2 separate regions of the Homo sapiens genome follow, and region 2 is linked to region 1. A link is an interaction called in ENCODE POLR2A ChIA-PET data of the cell type or tissue named here. Cell type or tissue: B cell. All regions are shown on one strand. Each heading gives the region's core, and the rest is flanking DNA. Links, peaks and the distances in the headings are about the cores only.

Region 1 (5,387 bases), core at 95-5,094:
TAGCTGCAAAGATATGCATTTCTCTATGTGGAACTTTGGCAGTGCCACTGCAAATCTTAGCTTTCAAGTACCCAAAATTATACTTGGTGACACATTCACGGAATATTTTAGTTGCCTATAAAAAAATTTGCATGAATCTTAGTTTAACGACTACAAGCATTTCAATATTCAAGATAATCTTTCTGGCACCCAAATGAGAATAAAGAGAAATACAGTATTATATGTTTAGTTCAGAGAATGAAGCCTATCCTAAATTAATTTAATTCAGGGATGATAAAGAAAATCAACCTGAACATGCAGGAAAATGAAAATCCAGATCTCTGAAAGTAGTATAAAAATCATAAGCATAAGGAGGGTTAATAAACCCACTTCTTTTCAATAACATCTCCATCCCATCATTTTGATAGAAAAATCTAAGTCACTGGGAATCATTTTCTAGTGCTGTGTTGTCCAATACAGCAGTTAGAAGCCACACACAGCTACTGAGCACTTGAAGTGTGGCTAACATGAAATGAGATGTGCTGTTGGTGATGCACAGTAAAATTTGAAGACTTAATATGAAAAATTGTTCATATAAATTACATATAGAAACAATGTATATATGTAGGTTTTACATATACTGGATTATGTAAAACATCATTTCACCTGTTTTTAATTTGGCTACTAGAAAATTTTAGTTATATATATGGCTCACATATTTCTGTCCAATAGCACTATTCTGAGGCATTTAATAGGTTAGGGAAGTATAACATTTTTGCTTTTGGGGGCAGCAAGTTCTGTGGATAAACACTACACACTATTATTTGCAAAAACTAGATGGAATAAGCATGAGAATTAGCCTAAAAATCTGGGCCTTTGGCAGAGGGCCGACTGGGGAAAATCCCTGTGAAATTGAGTGAGAAGCATCACTGGTTATAGGAGTAGCAACTGGGGTATTTCCATGGACAGATGGGGTGTGGGAAGACAGGCCATGAACACAGTATGAAGAAAAGATGCATGAGCAGGCTAAGAGGAGAACAAATAAAGAGAGTAAACGGTATAGCTTATGTCCTGGATTTTGGTAACTGGCTTGTAGACTTTCCTTAGGGAGAGGGAGATTTTCTGAAACAAAACATTTTGAGAGAGGTTGAGGGTTACCAGGAACAAGCAAGACAGGGTTCTACCATGGTCCTAATAGTCTAGTGTGGGCTCTTCATTTTCTGGGAAAGGTAATCTGAAGAGGGTAAAGCCTAGCCTGGTTCAGTTTCCTGTGTGCATGATGAGAAGGGAGATGTAATATGTAAACAGCAAGAGAATCTTCTGGAAGTCCAGTTCTGCAGGAAGACTAATCAGATTAGTAAGTAAGAGGCAAAATGACTGTAAAAGGTGGGGTGGGAAATCTAAATATTCTGGCTACAGATCCTTGGTTTTGCTTTCTTCTAATCATTCTTTCTAGGAATTTAGGACTCTGAATTTGCTTAAGAGGTGGCCAGAAAACATCCTCTTATCTGTTTTTGTTGAGTGACTACTGGTCTGAACAGCTTGGCTGTAGTCCTACTGTTATGTAAGAACTATGGAATTTAGGTCAAGATATGCTTTATAAGGAAGCTGAACTGCTACTGGAGGGAGCAGTGACTCTAAAAGGAAATTCTGGTCTCTGCATTACCTAGCTGAATTTTGGGTTCTGCTTTTAACCAAACTAGCCTTTCTTTGAGGGCTTACCTTAGTATCAAGGTATTAACCTTGGAAAGAAAAAAAGAATCTACTAATAAGAGGATGAGAGGGCCAAGCTGGGAAGAAAAATTTGCCCAATTTTCCTTGCCTACAACATGAGCTAGCCTGTATTATCCTCTTTATTTTCTGAGTTTCATCTGTCATTTTAAAACTTAGAAGGTAATTTAAAAAAAGTAATTAGAAGAATTAGAAAGGATAAGTGATTAAACACATACATAAACCTGAAAGAGAACCCAGTTTAAACCAAAAGTTCCAATGTGGGGCCAAACATGTCCTATGAGTTGAGAGCAATGCCCAAATAACAGGCTACCAGTTGGCTCCATAAGGGCCATCTCTGTTCTGCGGCAGATGCAGCAGAGCTTGCCACCATGTACTGGCCTCGTCATGCAAATAAAATAACTTTTCTTGTTCTAGATACCTTATTTTTATTAAATCAAGTTGAAGACTGCATTCACTTTTGTGGCAATCAGAAAGAATGTTAACTAGGAATTTCTGAGAGAAAATTGCCAGTACTGGTCATATTTTAAATGCACTTAACCAATGACCCAGTGATTAGGCATCTGGAAATCTGTCCTAGAATACTGTATGTATGCATGTGTAAGGATGGTCATCAAGGCATTCTTTTTGATGTTCAGTTACATAAGATAACCTGAATGGGGGAAAAAACAAGTTGCAATAAAAATATTTATAAGATAATCCAAGTATATAAAAATGACTTTGTGATCATGTATAAACACATTTAAAATGTTCTGAAAGATACAAACTATTAACAGTGATCATCCATAGAAATGAAACTGGAAGTAGGAGAACTTTTCTCTTTTTTTTTTTTTTTTGAGACGGAGTCTTGCTCTGTCGCCCAGGCTAGAGTGCAGTGGTCGCCTTCCGGGTTCAAGCAATTCTCCTCCCTCAGCCTCCCAAGTAGCTGGGATTACAGGTGCCCACTACCACGCCCAGCTAATTTTTGTATTTTTAGTAGAGATGGGGTTTCACCATGTTGGCCAGACTGGTCTTGAACTCCTGACCTCAGGTGATCCGCCCGCCTCAGCCTCCTAAAGTGCACAGGCATGAGCCACTGCTCCTGGCCAGAACTTTTTATTTATGATTTGAAAATTTAAAATATCACACACATATGTTTAATAACAAAAAAATAGGCTCCAGCGAACCCAGTTTTTCATACAAGGCTGCCTATGGCCCTGCTCTGAAGACACATCCTGAGCCCCCACTTCCCCTGCTTTCAAAAACCCTGCCTTCCTCTCCCTCTTCACTGTGTATGTATAAAGCAGCCGTATCCAAGCGAAATCTAACACAACAGAGCACTTTTCAACACCAAGACACCAAACGCAGACACAGCTGCAAGTGCAGCTGAAGTTCACACAAAGCTCTTCTCCCTTCTATTTGCATAAAGCAGGGAGGGGGGTGGGAAAGAGTAAAAGACAGTGAGGGCCACAAAAATCTATCTGCAATGCCAAGGACTGAAATATCAGCTGAGACTTGAAGCCTCAGAGCTAAAGTAAATAATCACACCTTCCTTTTCAATGCTTTGTATCAGTGATGAGAAATTCACTGAAAAAACCCCAAATCCAAAACAGACATATCCATCCCTTTTTATACCTGAGGTAAAAGAAAACAATATAATTGCATTTTGCTACTTCCATGTGTACTTCTGGTAGCAGAAATCCAAAAAGGGAGCCTGCATCATTATTGTGACTTGTCATTTTATCTTTGTTGCAGTGTGCTTGCTTCTTGAGGCCACAAGTCTTTCTGCTTCAGAACTGAACCTGCTACTGGGTATGGCTTTCTAATCTCAAATAAAACTACCTTTAATGTAATAGCAAATGTTGAACAATAGATTCAATTGTATGACAGGCAGCACAGAAGATGAATTACTACAACTACACAGAAAACAAAGTTAAATATAATTACTCTGGGACACTATGAAATTCTTTTTTGCTGTTCTTTCTTCCTCAGTTTGTCATAAAATATAACAAATTTTTCTAAACTTACTATTTGTGAGGATAGCCCATTATCTCTATCTTGAAATTCCACCCAGAACTTCACCATTTCTCTTCACTTCCACGGCTGACACCCTGGTCCAAGCCACCATATCTCACGTGCATTAACCTAACAGCCTCCACACCAAGTCTCCCTGATTCTGACCTTGCTGCCTTATAATTTACTCTCTCTAACACAGTAGACAGAGTGATCCCTGATAAACTGTAAGGAAGATCACTTCAGTCCTCAACTCAAGGTCCCGCAATTATTTCACATTTCAGAGTAAAGCAAAAAGGCCTCTGGACTGCTTTCAAGAATTTCTGTGATTTGGTCACCATGATCTCTTTGACTTTATGCTCCTAACTCCCTTGACTCATTTATGCTCCAGCCCACCCACCTACTCCCTTGTCTCTGAACATGTCAGTCATACTCCTGCCTCAGGGCCTCTGCACTGGCTGTTTCCAGCACCTAGAAGTGCTTGCCCATCAACTGTCAAGTTTCTCAATAAGGCCTAATCTGATGACACCACTCAAAACAGAAATCCCTTCCCTGCCACTCCTAATCCCCCCGACTCAGCCCATAACATACACACAAAGCTTGTATGTATACCTATATATATGCAGCATATAATACCTTATTACTTATAAAACTTCCTTAATTCACTCATGGTTTCTAATTATTTGAAATCCACCAAGGCAGAGATCTTTGTTGGGTTTTATCTACCACTGTATCCTCAGTAGCTGTATGCCTGGAGGACAGCAGATGCTCAGTGAGTATTTGGCAAATGAACAAATAAATCATTTTATCTACCACAAAAACTATCAAGGCAGGCTGACCCTCCAGTCTCCTAAGCAATCATTCTTTTCATATTTCAAGAGCTGGGCCTTTCTTACAAATCATTATCAATCCTCCTCCTCCAGGAATCTTACCTTGATAATCTGAGCTGACCATGACCTCCCCTTTCTCTGAATTTTCATAGCCCCATCATCTCATAGTATTTGGTTTCTTTGAGTCAATGTCTCATCCATCCTTTAACTTCCTTAAGTACAGGGTCTGGGTTTCTCACAGTTCCGAGTTCCCTAATAGTCCCTCTTTTCTGAAGGTACACAATTTCTTTCTTTTCTTTTCTTTTCTTTTTTTAAGACAGAGTTTTGCTCTTATTGCCCAGCCTAGAGTGCAATGGCGCCATCACGGCTCACTGCAACCTCTGCCTCCTGGGTTCAAGTGATTCTCCTGCTTCAGCCTCCTGAATAGCTGGAATTACAGGTGCCCACCACCACGCCCGCCTAATTTTTGTATTTTTAGTAGAGACGGGGTTTCACAATGTTGGCCAGGCTGGTCTCGAACTCCTGACATCAGGTGATCCACCTGCCTCATCCTCCCAAAGTGCTGGGATTACAGGCGTGAGCCACAGCACCCAGCCTCTGAAGGTATAAAATTTCTATACCTAGCCAAATGAACTTCAGAGAGACAGACAACATTTAGTCCAAAAGCTATAAATGGAATCAGCTCATAGATCCATTCTCAATGGCCTCAAAGTGTCTTTTAAAAAAACATTCAAATGTAAACGGCTTATGTGGGGCCCAGGCCCTTCAATTCTCTCCAGGTAATTTAGTCTACAACACAACCCATGTCTGAAACCTGCTCTGTTGACGGCTGTGTGCTTCTGCCTAGCATCAAAA
Region 2 (5,387 bases), core at 292-5,291, 71 kb after region 1:
AAGATGATCAGGCAAATGAAAACGTTTCTGTAAACTATAATCTTACATAGTTATTTACTGTAATGATTTTCCATTTTCTAATTTTATTTTTTAATTAAAAAGAAATTCACACACACACTTTTTTTTTTTAAGACACAGGGTCTCATCCTGGGTAGCATGGTGAAACCCCGTCTCTACTAAAACTACAAAAAATTAGCCGGGCATGGTGTTGGGTGCCTGTAGTCCCAGCTACTCGGGAGGCTGAGACGGGAGAATGGCGTGAACCCGGAAGGCGGAGCTTGCAGTGAGCCGATATCGCGCCACTGCACTCCAGCCTGGGGGACAGAGCAAGACTCCGTTTCAAAAAAAAAAAAAAAACAAACAACAACTGGAGTTCAGTGACAAGATCATAGCTAGCTCACTGTAACCTAGAACTCCTAAGCTCAGGCAATCTTTCTGCCCCAGCCTCCAGGATAGCCGGGACTACAGGCATGTGCCATCACGCCTGGTTAATTAAAAAAATTTTTTGTAGAGACGGGTATCACTATGTTTGGGCTCAAGCGACCCACCAGCCTCAGCCTCTCAAAGTGCTGTGATTACAGACAAGAGCCATAGCACCAGCCCCCTTTATCTAATTTTAGAGAAAAAGAATGCCGGTTTCTCATGTGTGTCCTCTTAGGCCATTGTACTAACGAGTTTTAAAGTTTGTCAATTTTAACAGAACAACTCACTATTTTGGAATAATTAAAACAGCAAAAATATATAAAGATAGAATATGTTTTTTAAAAGTAATTTACTGTTTACTATTTAGTATGTCATATATTAATAATTGTTTATGATATAAAAATTGGTGTCAGCTGACAAAAAGCTACATTAAAAGTACATAAACATAATTTTATTGTGAGCCAAAAGCAAAATTGTGAATGTTTAAAAATTCTGAATGTTAAACACATAATTGCAAAGATAACAAGACTGAGACACTTCCAAATGTTTAAAAATAATTAAAGAGAGTAACAAATGTAATGAAGACTGATGTTCAAAGATATGCACTTATTCTGTTCCAGGTTGTATTTACTGAAAACATCCAGAAATAGCATTCGTTTTTTGTTTTGTTTTTGTTTTTGTTTTGAGACGGAGTCTCGCTCTGTCGCCCAGGCTGGAGTGCAGTGGCGCGATCTCAGCTTACTGCAAGTTCCACCTCCCGGGTTCACGCCATTCTCCTGCCTCAGCCTCCTGAGTAGCTGGGAATACACGCGCCCGCCACCACGCCCGGCTCATTTTTTTTTCGTATTTTTAGCAGAGACGGGGTTTCACCGTGTTAGCCAGGATGGTCTCAATCTCCTGACCTCGTGATCCACCCGCCTTGGCCTCCAAAAGTGCTGGGATTGCAGGTGTGAGCCATCGCGCCCGGCCTATTCAGTTGGTTTTAAATGTACTCAGGAAAGTCTCAATATTTGAGCCACAGAATGATGTCAGACAAAAATAAGGCATATCAAGTGGATCACTGACTATATTCTTTTAAATTGTCTCCAAAAAGACTTCTGGACATACATGGATTTTAAAAATCACATTCATCCTTTAAAAATAACACGGTAATCATTGAGAGCAGGCAAAAGGTATAAAAAGTACCCCAAGATTGGCCGGACGCAGTGGCTCACACCTGTAATCCCAGCACTTTGGGAGGCCAAGGTGGGTGGATCACCTGAGGTCAGGAGTTCGAGACCAGCCTGGTGGTGAGCCGAGATTGCGCCGCTGCACTCCAGCCTGGGCAACAGACTGAGACTCCGTCTCAAAAAAACAGAAACAAAAAAACCCAAGATTTTGAGTAATGGCAGCATCAGCAATGTAGACAACTTTCCTGTAAAGGTACCTTAAAGATGCTAACATCTATTTGGAGTGGTAAGTTCTGGTATTTATGTTTTTAAAAAAACAACAACAACAAAACAGTCGAGGCACAGACAAACAAAAAGACAAACAAAAATCATTCTAATATTAAATAGTCACATCTCATAAGCAATCAATAAAAAAGACAGTACTCGGCCGGGCGCGGTGGCTCACGCCTGTAATCCCAGCACTTTGGGAGGCCGAGGCGGGCGGATCACGAGGTCAGGAGATCGAGACCACGGTGAAACCCCGTCTCTACTAAAAATACAAAAAATTAGCCGGGCGTAGTGGCGGGCGCCTGTAGTCCCAGCTACTTGGGAGGCTGAGGCAGGAGAATGGCGTGAACCCGGGAGGCGGAGCTTGCAGTGAGCCGAGATCCCGCCACTGCAGTCCAGCCTGGGCGACAGAGCGAGACTCCGTCTCAAAAAAAAAAAAAAAAAAAAGACAGTACTCCAGTTACATCCAACTATGCTCGAAGCATGCCACAGTGCTTGCTGTAAAAATCAGAGACGATGCTAAGGAGGTCTGTTTTCTTAAACATTTTTACATGCCAGGATTTATATTTTAAAAGCCTCCTGATGTTAAAATATTTCCTATTAAAATAAAGCTATTATTGGGTAGTAATTTTTTTTTTTTTTTGGGAGACAGAGTATTGCTCTTGTAGCCCAGGCTGGAGTACAATGGCTTGATCTCGGCTCAATGCAACCTCTGCCTCCTGGGTTCAAGCGATTCTCCTGCCTCAACCTCCCAAGTAGATGGGATTACAGGCACCCACCACCACGCCTGGCTAATTTTTTTGTATTTTTAATAGAGACGGGGTTTCACCAGGTTGGCCAGGCTATTCTTGAACTGCTGACCTCAGGTGATCTGCCCACCTCGGCCTCCCAAAGTGCTGGGATTACAGGCATAAGCCACCATGCTGGGCAATTTTTTTCCTTTATATAAAGTAGTCCCTTCATATCTGTGGAGTTTGTGTTCCAAGACCCCCAATGGATGCCTGAAACTGTGGACAGGGCCATTAAGTTTTTTCCTACGTATACACATAAACACACACATACCTATGACAAAGTTTAATTTATAAATTAGACACAGGACTAGATTAACAAAAACCAATAATAAAAAAGAACAAGTATAACAATTTATTATACACAATTTCATGAACAGAAGATTTGTTCTTATCATAGATCTTAGCAAGCTCAGCACACAATTCTTTTTAAGTCGGAAACATTCACCTTTTCACTTAAAGGAAGCGCTTTATACATTCACTTTGGCGTATCCGAACTATCACCATCACTACTTCTATGCATTGGGGCCACTAACTAAAATAGGGGTTCCTTGAACAGAAGCACTGAAATCCCTTGACAGCTAGTCTAATAACTGATACGGATACTAAATGACTAACAGGTGGGTAGCATGTACAGTGTGTCTACATTGAAAAAAAAGGATGATTCATACTCCTGGCATGAAACTGCAAGATTTCATCCCACTACTCAGAATAACACACAACGGAAAATTATGAATTGTTTACTTCTGGAAATTTTCAGTTAGTATTTTTAATCTAGAGTTAATTTCAAGTAACTAAAAACTTTTTATAATAATTTAAAACATTTTATACTACTACTCAAGTATTTGCTTGTTTGAATTATAGCTGATTCTAAATGAGTTAGATTCAAGCTTACAAAATTTTACAAACCTAAATTACAACAAAATCTAGTTTCAATCCCTGAATTGTTTTTCTTTAAAAAAAAAAAAAAAAATTCGAGCCAGGCGCGGTGGCTCACGCCTGTAATCCCAGCACTTTGGGAGGCTGAAGCAGGTGGATCACGAGGTCAGGAGTTCAAAACCACCCTGGCCAAGATGGTGAAACCCATCTCTACTAAAAATACAAAAATTAGCCTGGCACGGCGGCGGGAACCTGTAATCCCAGCTACTCAGGAGGCTGAAGCAAGAGAATCACTTGAAACCGGGAGGCAGAGGTTGCAGTGAGTCGAGATCATACCACTGCATTCTAGCCAGGGTGACAAAGCAAGACTCTGTCTCAACAACAACAAAACAAACAAACAAACAAAAAACACAAACACATTCCAAAGATAAAAATCACTCTCCATCTCCCTTCATCCAAAGTGATAGTAATTTCTGATAAGGAACATGGGCAGAAAGGCACAACCTGATTTCAAGGAAAGTTCTTGTACTGCTCAGTACCATGCTCACAGATGGAAGTGGTCCACTCACCAGTTATAATCAAACCATGATGCATAACTAGGAATAATAATGTGATTGGTCTGCTCTGTCACATTATCTTCCCCAAGGTCAACTGATCGACTCTGATCACCTTTGGCAGGATCTTCATCTTCCTATAGAAAAGAAGACAAAGTTCAAAGAAAGAAAGAACTACAGAGAGAGATATATATAACATCTCTTACACTTCAGTTGTTAGGTTAAATAAAATGAAGCTCCCCGATTCGATCAGATATTTGAAAAACAAATTTCAAGTAAAAACAACCTTTCACAGTATTTAAGGTACAAGGTAGCCAGCTGATAAGGTTTTGTTGCTCATTTATGATGATGAGGGAATCAATGCAGAGAAGGTAGGTCTCTCATAATAAGATTAACAAGTTGATTGAAGAAAGTCTGTTTCAATGCACAGGACTTCAGACTAAATAAATAACTCATAACCCAGATCTCGTTCCATAATAGCTTGCTTCTTCCTTGTCCAGTTTTACTTAATCTGAAGTAAATGTTTACTTGATACACATTTTTATTGCATACATTTAAACGTATTTTAAATACTTTTTTTGATATTGAAATGTTTTACAATTTTCTCTCTGTGGTGATTTTATTATTTGTAACCTAATGAAATTATTTTCTATTAAGAAACCAAATTATGGGCTGGGCAAGGTGTCTCATGCCTGTAATTCCAACACTTGGGAGGCTGAGGCAGGAGGATCACTTGAGACCAAAAGATCAGGACCAGCCTGGGCAACATAGTCAGACTTTGTCTCTACTAAAAATTTAGAAATTAGCTGGACATAGTGGTACATGCCTGTAGTCCCAGCTACTTTAGAGGCTGAAGTCAGCAAGATTGCTTGAGCATGGGAGGTCAAGACTACAGTGAGCTGTGTTTCCACCACTGCCCTGCACTCCAGTCTAGGCAAGACCCTGCCTCAAAAAAAAATAAAATAAGCAAAAACCCAAATTTTGAATCAGTTTTCTTTTACAATGGTTCCACAATTTAATTTCTACCTTTTTCTTAATTCAACCTAAATCTCCTGTTACAGTATTTGAAGTGACGATCTAGTGTTACTACCTATAACAGTTTCTATAAGAATAGTAAAAAGGAATAAATTTAAAGCATGAAAACACCAAGGACTCTAGTTATTACTTAAATGATATTGAATACAAATGTGATACTAACGATGACAAGGGTAACAAATTTTATTTCCCAAATCACAGAAGCTAGCAAAAAATATTCTCAATGTTCACCTGTTTTTATTTTGGCTTTAGTTAATATATTTTTGTGTTAC

What was found. ChIA-PET counts read pairs that join two places held together with the same protein. Peaks named below come from ENCODE experiments on the same cell type or tissue, not always from the same donor. Only the 100,000 strongest peaks of a DNase experiment are listed, where the experiment ranks them.
Region 2: POLR2A ChIA-PET joins it to region 1 with 6 read pairs; 7 of 35 experiments call an interaction of 5 or more read pairs at or near these places.

What each region holds. Positions count from the first base shown.
Region 1 is chr3:47,610,856-47,616,242 of GRCh38, forward strand. All of the region lies in intron 25 of SMARCC1 (SWI/SNF related BAF chromatin remodeling complex subunit C1), which reads right to left. It overlaps LOC124906234 (a long non-coding RNA gene), which reads left to right. Exons shown (of 3, transcript XR_007095902.1): 3 at 3,445-3,520. Among named protein-coding and RNA genes, the nearest start is that of CSPG5, 35 kb to the left of the region's middle. In B cell, for the core only: no CTCF peak of the experiment used is centred there; a DNase peak (open chromatin) is centred at 3,016; H3K27ac peaks cover 473 bases.
Region 2 is chr3:47,681,954-47,687,340 of GRCh38, forward strand. SMARCC1 (SWI/SNF related BAF chromatin remodeling complex subunit C1) reads right to left here. Exons shown (of 28, transcript NM_003074.4): 14 at 4,096-4,217. Among named protein-coding and RNA genes, the nearest start is that of HIGD2AP2, 22 kb to the left of the region's middle. In B cell, for the core only: no CTCF peak of the experiment used is centred there; no DNase peak of the experiment used is centred there.